Linked DNA regions of Homo sapiens: region 2 is linked to region 1. A link is an interaction called in ENCODE POLR2A ChIA-PET data of the cell type or tissue named here. Cell type or tissue: IMR-90. All regions are shown on one strand.

Region 1 (5,000 bases):
TAAATGTAATGGTAGCAGTTCCAAACCAGAAGTATCTTAAAAGAATAATGCACTATGACTAAGCAGGATTCATTCCAGAAATGCAAGGATGGTTCAATACTGAAAATGTTGATAACTGCATTACATCATTTCATTAAGTGATTAACAGAGCAAAAAACAGATAACAATAAATTTACTATACTGTCTGGATTCAACTAGAAATAGTAGAGAAGGAATAGAGCAATAGTTTTGACATGGTAAAGAATATCTGAAGTCAATTTCGAACAAACACCAGGTTCATTACCACTAAATTTGAGAACAAGATACAGATGTCCACTATCACCTATTATTATTTAACATTATTTAGGATGTTTGTTTAAGTCAGAAAAATAAAGTAAAAAGCAATATAACTATTCAAAAAGGGAGATTTAAAAATTAATCATTATTTTCTGTTTCTTAACCCTGAAAAAACAAACAAACAAAAATCTTCCTTGAGTTTAGAATGGCTAATGGTTACAAATAAATACATACAAATCAATGTATTCTCTATAAAACTGCAGTATGTAATGGAAATGTTAATAGAAAATAGAGTAAATTTATTGTATTAATCAAATGATGTAACATCTAAAAATAAATATATAAAAAATAACTTAAAATTTGTACAGACGTATATGCAAAAACTATAACTAACTATATAACTCTTAGAAGAGAAGATAGGAGTAAATTTTTATGACCTTTGGTTAAGCAAATCTTTCTTATCTGGGACAGCAAAAAAAAAACCAATGTTTTGTTTTTTGAAACACTGAAAAAAAAAATGGATAAATTGAATTCCAGACCACAGAACTGGATAAAATGTGGTGGCAAGAGATAACCCTTCTAAATGTGAGGGCAAAGTTGGGACATTAGTAGATCCAGAATTCGAGAAGATCACTCTGGCTTCCATGTTGGAAGTTGTATTGGAGCTGGGAGCTTTTAACAGGGGGAAAAGCTGGGAGTATGGGATTAGTTTATGGCTGATGACAGGTAGAGCCAAACAAGAACAGAGATGGGGTTGGTCGAGCCTCATGCTTTAGAGAAATAAAGGAGAATGCACCTGTCAATAGAGCCATGGTTTGGGCAACTAGGCCATTATGGGAACATGTCAAAAACATACATAGAGTGGTAGATGATTGATAGACTACAATGGAAATTTGATTAAAGTGTTCCAAACACCCTCTTTAAGTAAAAGGTTCACCCTGAAGTCCTTCTCTGATCTTTGCTGAAACAATTAGACAAGATTTAAAGTTTCTTTATAAACCAGAAGGGCTATTGGACAGTGTGACTCCATAGAACAATGCCCTTTGGACATACAAGGCCAAGCTCTGACACTCACAAATATCATGGGTGTGTGCGAGTTACTTAACAAACCTGAGCATTAGTTTCCATTTCACTAAAACAGAAATAGTAATCTTTCCCATGTAGGACTACAGTGTACATGGGAAGGGCCTGGCTCAGACCATGCAGCCAATAAATGCAGATTCTCCTCTCTTTCTCTCTTCAGTGATGCATCCCAGCCTTCAACCCACTAATGATTCTCCCTGTGGGTTTCTACATGTGCTCTCTACAGTTGAAATTTGCTGCTTTGTTATTTTTCTTAGGGAATATATAAAGAAACCATCATGGCCTTTTCCCAATCTATTGTTTTATAACTCCATAATCTTCATCTGTACCTCTTCTCTGATATTTCATCTTATTTAATTATATATTTAGCAAACCTAATCCTGCTTCCCAATGATACTTGCATGAGCTCAGAGGCATTGCTAAAATAAGACCCCCTGCTACCAGCAGTGCCAGTCAGTAGGTGACACTACTGACTACTTTCCTCTCCTCTCGAAGTGGCTTCAATGATGGATGACATGCTCAGTGCTCAAGACTCAGCTCCACTTTCAGAGTCTGCCTGTCCATCACTGTCTGTCCCCCGAGGATGAGCAGCAGATGACCAAGGGTGGCTTCCTACCTGATGCCAGCTAGTGTTGTGAATGGACCTCTTAGTTTGAGAAGGAACCAGGTTGGGCACAGAATGATTTTTGGCAGACAACAAGGAGGATGAGTCAAGGCAGAAAGCAGAACTGAGCCATGGTGAACTTTAGTCACCAGAATGGCATTTGCCATTCAACAAACATTTATCAAGCTGTGCTGTGGACTGCTAATTTCTCACACATCATCTCACCAACTCCTCAGTTACCCCATGAACAGGCATTAGCCCCTTGTTTTACAGATGAGAAAGCAGACACAGACATGTTAGGTAACCTTCTGTTAGGCCTCAGCTCCTAATTGCTAAATTATCCTTCAGATAAGGAGTTGTTTCTTCCAAGTCCCAGATACTCTGCATCAACATGAAATGTGTTTGCCCTGGAAGTGTGTTCATGAATCCTGTCTACGATTACCTGAGAAGGTCTCAGGTTGAAGAGGATAAGATTTCAAATCCTAGAGTTATACTTTTCTTAGGACAACGTGTCCACCTTCCCCCACCCTAAAACACACATTCCCCAGCTCTACATGTTTATTCCTAAATTCTGCAGTGATTTACTGAACACCTCCCATGTGCCTGGCATCATGCTTAGTTCCACTAATACAGAGAAAACCAAAGACTGGGACAGGGTCTTTGCCAACACAATAGCTTCGAGTCAAGCAGAGAATATATCTAACCTGTGTCTGTACAAAAAGTGAGACTGCAGCTGTCAGCTCCTACTTTCCCCAGGCCAAATCTCCAGCAACCCACAAGGCCTTCAGCTTACAAGTCCAGCCCTACCCTGCCTTACCTGAATCAATGCAGCAGTGTGGTACATAATTTAGAAGCATAGTCCAATACCGTCTCCTCTCTGAGAGCAGTCATGTGCTGGTCACTGCTACTGTGTCTGTTGTCTGGTGAGTCAGCTCTCTGCCCCTGGGCTGCTACAGAACACCTCCATCTAGGACAAGATGTACTCATTGATACCCCAGCCTCCCCCTCACTCCTGACACAAGTCTCATTTCCTGCTTTGACAAGTGCCTGGTCTGACACCTTAGGTTTCTTGGCTGGGGTCTTGAGGACCTATCTCTTTCAAATTGCCTTCTTCCAGAGGGCCCATTCTCAGCCCTATGCCCTTCTGTTAATAAATGAAGCTGTTTTCTAAACCCGACAAGACCAGAATCAACCATGCAGACTGAAGGAATGAAGACATGTGGCCCATGGCTCTCCTCTTCAGAGCAGCTTCCTGTAGGTCTTTTTTTTTTTTTTTTTTGGCAATTTTATAACTTTGATATATTTGACAATCACTGGTTAGTTCTCATCCACGTTGACTGTCTGTAGATTCTTGAGAGCGGTAGCAGGTACATAGGCAACCAAAGTATACAACTTACTTAATGAGGATCTTCATCCTCATTACGTTTTCTGGACAACTGCACATAGATACTGTATGGGACATTCTTTATTCCTTTGGCCCAGACAGGTCTGTTGAACCTAGTATCAATGCACACATCTGGAATTCCCATCTCCTTCATGGCAAATTTCCAGATCTCTTTGAATGTCCAAGGGGGATGTTTCTTGAAGCCCACTTCATGGATGTGCTTGTGAATGATGTTGGTGTATTCTCCGGTCACTGCTTCATTGATGGCAGAATGGCCCTTTTTCTTCTCACCACCCTTCTTTGCGGGAGCCACTCTGCCAGGCCCAAGTTGGAAAGTGAGATCTTTGTAAATATTTAATGTAATATTGTGTACTTCTATAGGGCAGATTCTCAAGCCTGGGCACATACTTGGTTGATGCTCATTACTCTATGTCTAGATACTAGCTAGAGAGCGAACATTGCTCCAACCAGTTGTCACTAGGAAGACCGTGGGAAGATCACTCTACTGCTCTGTGGACCAGTTTCACCCTGAATGAAAGAGGAGAAAATTGGGGCTGAAAGGCAGTAATAACTGAAAAATGGCATTAGATACTCTAAAGATTGTACACAGGCAATGCTTGAGTCTATATACAATTTTTGGTTTTCTGTAAAGGAACAGAGTAATCCAGGAACTCCTCAGGAAAGCATTAACTGGAGGAACTTTTGGGAGCCACAGCCATACATTGTGTAATCTGCATAATTCTTACGCAATCACTCTGGGAGGTGGTCCCTATTATGGCTCCATTTAGAGCTGAGAAAACTGAGACTCAGAAAATTTGAGTGAAGTTAGGAAGATAAGATCAATTTGAGCTTTTTGGAATTTCCAGGTGACTCACTGCATGGAATACACACTGCCCCATGGTTTGAATCTGCCACTATTGATACTAACTATGAACTGCATGCTTTGTCTATGCCAAGCTCCATTCAGAAACTACAACATGGTTCCTTCCATAAAGATACATGAGGTTACTTTGCAAGGTTCTCCTTGGCCCTGCTACCCGAAGAGCAGCACCTACAGCAGCCAATACAGGTTATGTGAGCACACATGCTAACTCTTCAAGGTCCATCTTATAAACCCATGGGAATAATGCTCTGTATCTGTCTGGAACCTTATAGTTATACATCTTGCATCTGTACCACACTAACTCTGCAAGTTCATGAAGGGCAGGTATCACTACCCTCATTCATTGAGTCACTGATTTATGTATACATCGATTGTGGCATTAATTCAACAAATATTTACTGAGTACTTACCTGTGCCAGGCTCTGTGCTGATTCATAGAGGAAAATGATGTAAATAAGGCTTATCTGACTCTCAAGCAGCACAGTCTTGGGGTGGGTACAGTTTCCCAAATAGACAATAACTTTGAGGGTTTAAGTGCTTTAACTGTAGAGCTATAACTGAGAGGACAAGGAACTCTGCCCAGTGCTTTCAGAATGGTTTCAAAGAGAAGGCAGAATTAGAGAGGCTGGAGTGCATGTGGAATACCTTGATGCCAGGTTAAGGTTCTGAACTTTATCCTGACGGACATGAGATGTACGCTCAGAGCAATTAGAGACATTGTCTGGGCTGCAAGAAGTGTATTTACCATTCTTGTTTTTCTATAAAGGCAC
Region 2 (5,000 bases), 590 kb after region 1:
GAGACGCCAAGTGTACTGTCTGTATTTTTGATAACTTGTGTACTTCTGCTGACTGTACAGTTTGAAATACTATTTTTTTTGTTTTTTTGTTTTTTTTTTTTTTTTGAGACAGATGTCTCTAGACTCAAAGCCTGGCTCTCACATATACTGGCTGGGCAACCTTGAGCAAGCTATTTAATGTGTGAGCCCTTAGAGGTTAATTAAACCTTATCTAGTAACTATTCGTGACTGAAATGAAAGATACGGCATAAAAGTCTGTCAAGTGATTGGCGGCCTGAATAGGATTTGCATACTCCTCGGAACTCAGTGTTTTATAATGAAGTATTTGCCCAGGCTGGAGTGCAGTGGCACGATTTTGGCTCACTGCAAGCTCCGCCTCCTGGGTTCAAGCCATTCTCCTGCCTCAGCCTCCCGAGTAGCTGGGACTACAGGCGCCCACCACACCTGGCTAAATTTTTTGTATTTTTAGTAGAGACGGGGTTTCACCATATTAGCCAGGATGGTCTCGATCTCCTGACCTCATGATTCGCCCACCTTGGCCTCCCAAAATGCTAGGATTACAGGCGTGAGCCACCGCGCCCAGCCCTTTGAAATACTATTTTTATCAAGTTTTATAAAAATGCAGAATTTTGTTTTCCTTTTTTTTTCTTTTTCTTTTTTGAGACGGAGTCTCACTCTGTCGCCCGGCTGGAGTGCAGTGGCATGATCTCGGCTCACTGCAGCCTCCACCTCCCAGGTTCAAGCGATTCTCCTGCCTCGGCCTCCCAAGTGGCTGGGATTACAGGTGCCCGCCACTCCGTTCAGCTAATTTTTTGTATTTTTAGTAGGGATGGGGTTTCACCATGTTGACCAGGCTGGTCTCAAACCCCTGACCTTGTGGTTCACCCGCCTTGGCCTCCCAAAGTGCTGGGATTACAGGCGTAAGCCACCACTCCCAGCCAACCTTACTTTTTTTTTTTTTTTTTGAGGCAGAGTCTTGCTCTATCACCCAGGCTGGAGTGCAACGGCGCAATCCTGGCTCACTGCAACCTCCGCCTCCCGGGTTCAAGTGATTCTCCTGCCTCAGCCTCCCGAGTAGCTGGGATTATAGGTGCCCACTACCTCGTCCTGCTAAGTTTTTTGTATTTTCAATAGAGACGGGTTTCACCAGGTTACCCAGGCTGGTCTTGAACTCCTGACCTCAGCTGATCCACCTGCCTCGGCCTCCCAAAGTGCTGGGATTACAGCTGTGAGCCACCATGCCCGGCCTTTTTTTTTTTTTTTTTTTGAAGCTATGCTGTGAGCACATGGAACACTTCATTGTTGTTTTGGGGGGACGGGGCATATGTCACTGATAGAATGTCTCTGAAGCTGGATTGATGTGGGGAAAACACATTTCCCTTCTAGGTTTGAGAGAGTTCCTCTTGGCTCCCAGGAGGAGGGACTCCCTGACTTTGACACACTTGGCCACCTTGGCACAAAAGCCTTGTGGTATGAAAAAACAAATTCATTTTTATGTCCTCTTCTCCCTTTCCATCTTTCAGCATAGACTTAGCTCCCTTAAGCCCAGACATCTGTTGGGACCTTACCCTGAGTCATTGGTTGCCAGTGTGTCAGGCAATCTGGACTTTCCAGTGATGCCACTGAGATGGCACCCCTCAAAAGAACCATGGTTCCATCTCTAGCTTGTGGCTCTTCAGATAAATTCTGCCATTTTCATTTCACTTCCTGAAAATCAGGATTGGCTCGTGAAAAGTTGTTAAACAACATGCTAAATGTGAAATGCCAACCCTCACTCTAAACTTTCCCTGTTCAGGGCATCAGTTGAAGACTTCATCGGGCTTTATAGTGGCTTCCTGATTTTTGGCAGCCCATTGAAGAAAGGAGTTTGAAGGTTGTTATATACTGTTAACGATTGTCTACCCATGTCCTGTCTGAAATACCATGGTTGTTTATAGAAAGTTTCTGTAATAAAGCTGGACACAGTCTGAAAGCATAACAAAACAAAACGAAAAACAAACAAAAACCTAGTAAGGGACAAGGAAGTCACGACTTTCTTGTTAATCCTTCCTCAACTAACATGAGCACTATAAAGCAAATAGATGAGGTTCTGGAGCAAAAGTTCCCAAGCAAATACTTCATTATAAAACACTGAGTTCCGAGGAATATGCAAATCCTATTCAGGCCGCCAATCACTTGACAGGCTTTTATGCCATATCTTTCATTTCAGCCACGAGTAGTTACTAGATAAGGTTTAATTAACCTCTAGGGGCTCACACATTAAATAGCTTGCTCAAGGTTGCCCAGCCAATATATGTCAAAGCCAGGCTTTGAGTCTCAAGACACCAGTCTCCAAACCCTGTGCTCTTTTCTCCCCCACCCCCAACCCTGTGCCAACATGGGCCCTGCCCTGGGGGAATTTACAGTTTACAGGGGACAGTACATACCTATATAAAAAGAGAGGCCAGCACTTGCATGTAAATCATGTATGGGGTTGTAGAAGCAGCTGTAAAAATAATGGCATCATTACAGAAGATTAAAACGAAATCAATTTCAGCCACAGTACAGGCTTTGTGTGCTTTCAGCATGGACTCCACAGACTGTATCTGCAGTTAAAAGGAAACCCCCAGGTGTTTTATTAACAATGTGTTTCAAAATCATATAAACATAAGGAAAGAAATATGCTGGCATTTATTACCGTATTTACCTTTTCATATTGTTTCTTTCTTTCTTCCTTTTTTTTTTTTTTGAGACAGAGTCTCGCTCTGTCGCCAGGTAGGAGTGCAGTGGCGTGATCTCGCCTCACCGCAACCTCCGCCTCCTGGGTTCAAGCGATTCTCTTGCCTCAGCCGCCTGAGTAGCTGGGACTACAGGTGCGCACCACCACACCCGGCTAATTTTTGTATTTTTGGTAGAGACGGGGTTTCACCACATTGGCCAGAATGGTCTCGATCTCTTGACCTCATGATCTGCCCACCTCAGCCTCCCAAAGTGCTGGGATTATAGGCGTGAGCCACTACGCCTGGCTGTTTTTACATCTTTTCTCCCCAAACATTGTTATATTGCCACAACTTATATGGTTTTGTCTCCTCCTAGGTTTCCTGCAACCTCACTGGGCATTTTCAGAATGATCTGTACAAGCGTTGACTGAATGATTGATTCCAAGTTCCCCCTTCCTAGGATTTCAGACCTCCTCTTGACAAGTGATGAATGGGCCATCTTAATCTTGTTTGGATCAGAAAGGACCATACAATTGAGGTAAGAGGGGAGCTGGTTTCTTCAGTGTGACAGAGACAACACCCTGTCCGTTCAGGTCCCCTCACCAAAAGCTTTTTTTTTTTTGAGATGGAGTTTCACTCTGTTGCCCGGGATGGAGTGCAGTGGCACCATCTCTGCTCACTGCAACCTCCACCTCCCAGGTTCAAGCAATTCTCCTGCCTCAGCCTCCCGAGTAGCTGGGGCTACAAGTGTGCGCCACCATGCCCAGCTGATTTTTGTATTTTTAGCAGAGGTGGGATTTCACCATGTTGGCCAGGCTGCTCTCAAACTCCTGGCCTCAAGCAATCACCTGCCTCAGCCTCCCAAAGTGCTGGGATTTTAGGTGTGAGCCGCCATGCCCAGCCACCAGAGCTCTTATTTTTTATTTATGTTTTTTTTTTGAGATGGAGTTTTGCTCTTGTTGCCCAGGCTAGAGTGCAGTGGTGCGATCTTAACTCACCGCAACCTCCATCTCCCAGATTCAAGCAATTCTCCTGCCTCAGCCTCCCACATAGCTGGGATTACAGGTTTGCGCCACCACATCTGGCTAATTTTGTATTTTTTGTAGAGACGGGGTTTTACCATGTTGCCCAGGCTTGTCTCGAACTCCTGAGCTCAGGTGATCTGCCTGCCTTGGCCTCCTCTCATTGTATTTTGTGTACACAATACTCCCTACAAGGTCTGGAACTGCCTATGACCTCCTCAGATGAGCAACCAAGAACAATTGTCTGTCTGAAACAGCCTTCACGTGGTGGTGACGGTAGCTCAGAGCAGCAATCTCCTTCCTATTCCTCGTTGTTTCCCAACCAGTGAAAACTGATAATATAACATTGCCCAATTATATGCCTATAATGTGTCTGTATCGTGTGCTCATATGTGCACTTGTATAAAGCCAGGTGTTCATGGGGCCAGACATACATTATATGCCCATATTGGTGTTTATATATGTACAATTGTATAATATGTAGATTATAGGCACATAGATATTATGAAAGAATGGCACGAACACGAGTAGAAACTGGAGTTTAAATGCTTTTCTCCAGCCCCACAGTAGGTCAAGCAAAGCTCTTGAGGGACCACTGCTCCAAACTAGTGACGTACAGTGTGGCAGGCAGGATCACCAGCACTCAGATTGCCTGAAGGCAATATTAAAAATGCACATTCATAACTACCTCCCTCACCCCATCAGAACCTCCGCAGAGAGCCAGAAATCAGTATTTAAAAGATGCCCCCAGGTGATTCATAAACTTAGACATTTTAGTAGGTTTTCAAGACCTTAGGTCTAAACCTGGCTTATATATCCCTGGTCACTTATCTTCTCTGAGCCTCAATGTGTTCATTTGTAAATGAAGATAACAAGACCCATTCTCAAGGGAGATGTATGTAAAGATGCCTATCATGCACTGTTTTTCAAACATTAGAAAAATGTGGCCTATAGTAAGAAATACATTTTATATCACCACTAGTATAAACATATATCTGTCCATGTATATATATAACTGCAATAAATTCTATACAACAATACTCTCAAGCCGTGGCTCCTGCCTCTAATCCCAGCACTTTCGGGAGGCTGAGGCAGGCGGATCATGAAGTCAGGAGTTTGAGACCAGCCTGGTCAGCATGGTGAAACCCCGTCTGTATTAAAAATACAAAAATTAGATGGACGTGGTGGCACATGCCTGTAATCCCAGCTACTTGGGAAGCTGAGGCAGGAGAATTGCTTGAATCTGGGAGGCGAAGGTTGCAGTGAGCTGAGATCGTGC

Evidence for each region. Peaks named below come from ENCODE experiments on the same cell type or tissue, not always from the same donor. Only the 100,000 strongest peaks of a DNase experiment are listed, where the experiment ranks them.
Region 2: POLR2A ChIA-PET joins it to region 1 with 6 read pairs; 2 of 35 experiments call an interaction of 5 or more read pairs at or near these places.

The regions. Positions count from the first base shown.
Region 1 is chr9:108,038,873-108,043,872 of GRCh38, reverse strand. LOC105376214 (a long non-coding RNA gene) reads left to right here. Exons shown (of 6, transcript XR_007061722.1): 6 at 1-628. It also overlaps the pseudogene RPL31P43. Among named protein-coding and RNA genes, the nearest start is that of KLF4, 550 kb to the right of the region's middle. In IMR-90, no CTCF peak of the experiment used is centred here; a DNase peak (open chromatin) is centred at 2,102; H3K27ac peaks cover 197 bases.
Region 2 is chr9:107,453,049-107,458,048 of GRCh38, reverse strand. It overlaps LINC01509 (long intergenic non-protein coding RNA 1509), which reads left to right. Exons shown (of 8, transcript NR_121581.1): 2 at 3,076-3,237. It also overlaps the pseudogene HMGN2P32. Among named protein-coding and RNA genes, the nearest start is that of LINC01509, 11 kb to the left of the region's middle. In IMR-90, no CTCF peak of the experiment used is centred here; no DNase peak of the experiment used is centred here; H3K27me3 peaks cover 209 bases.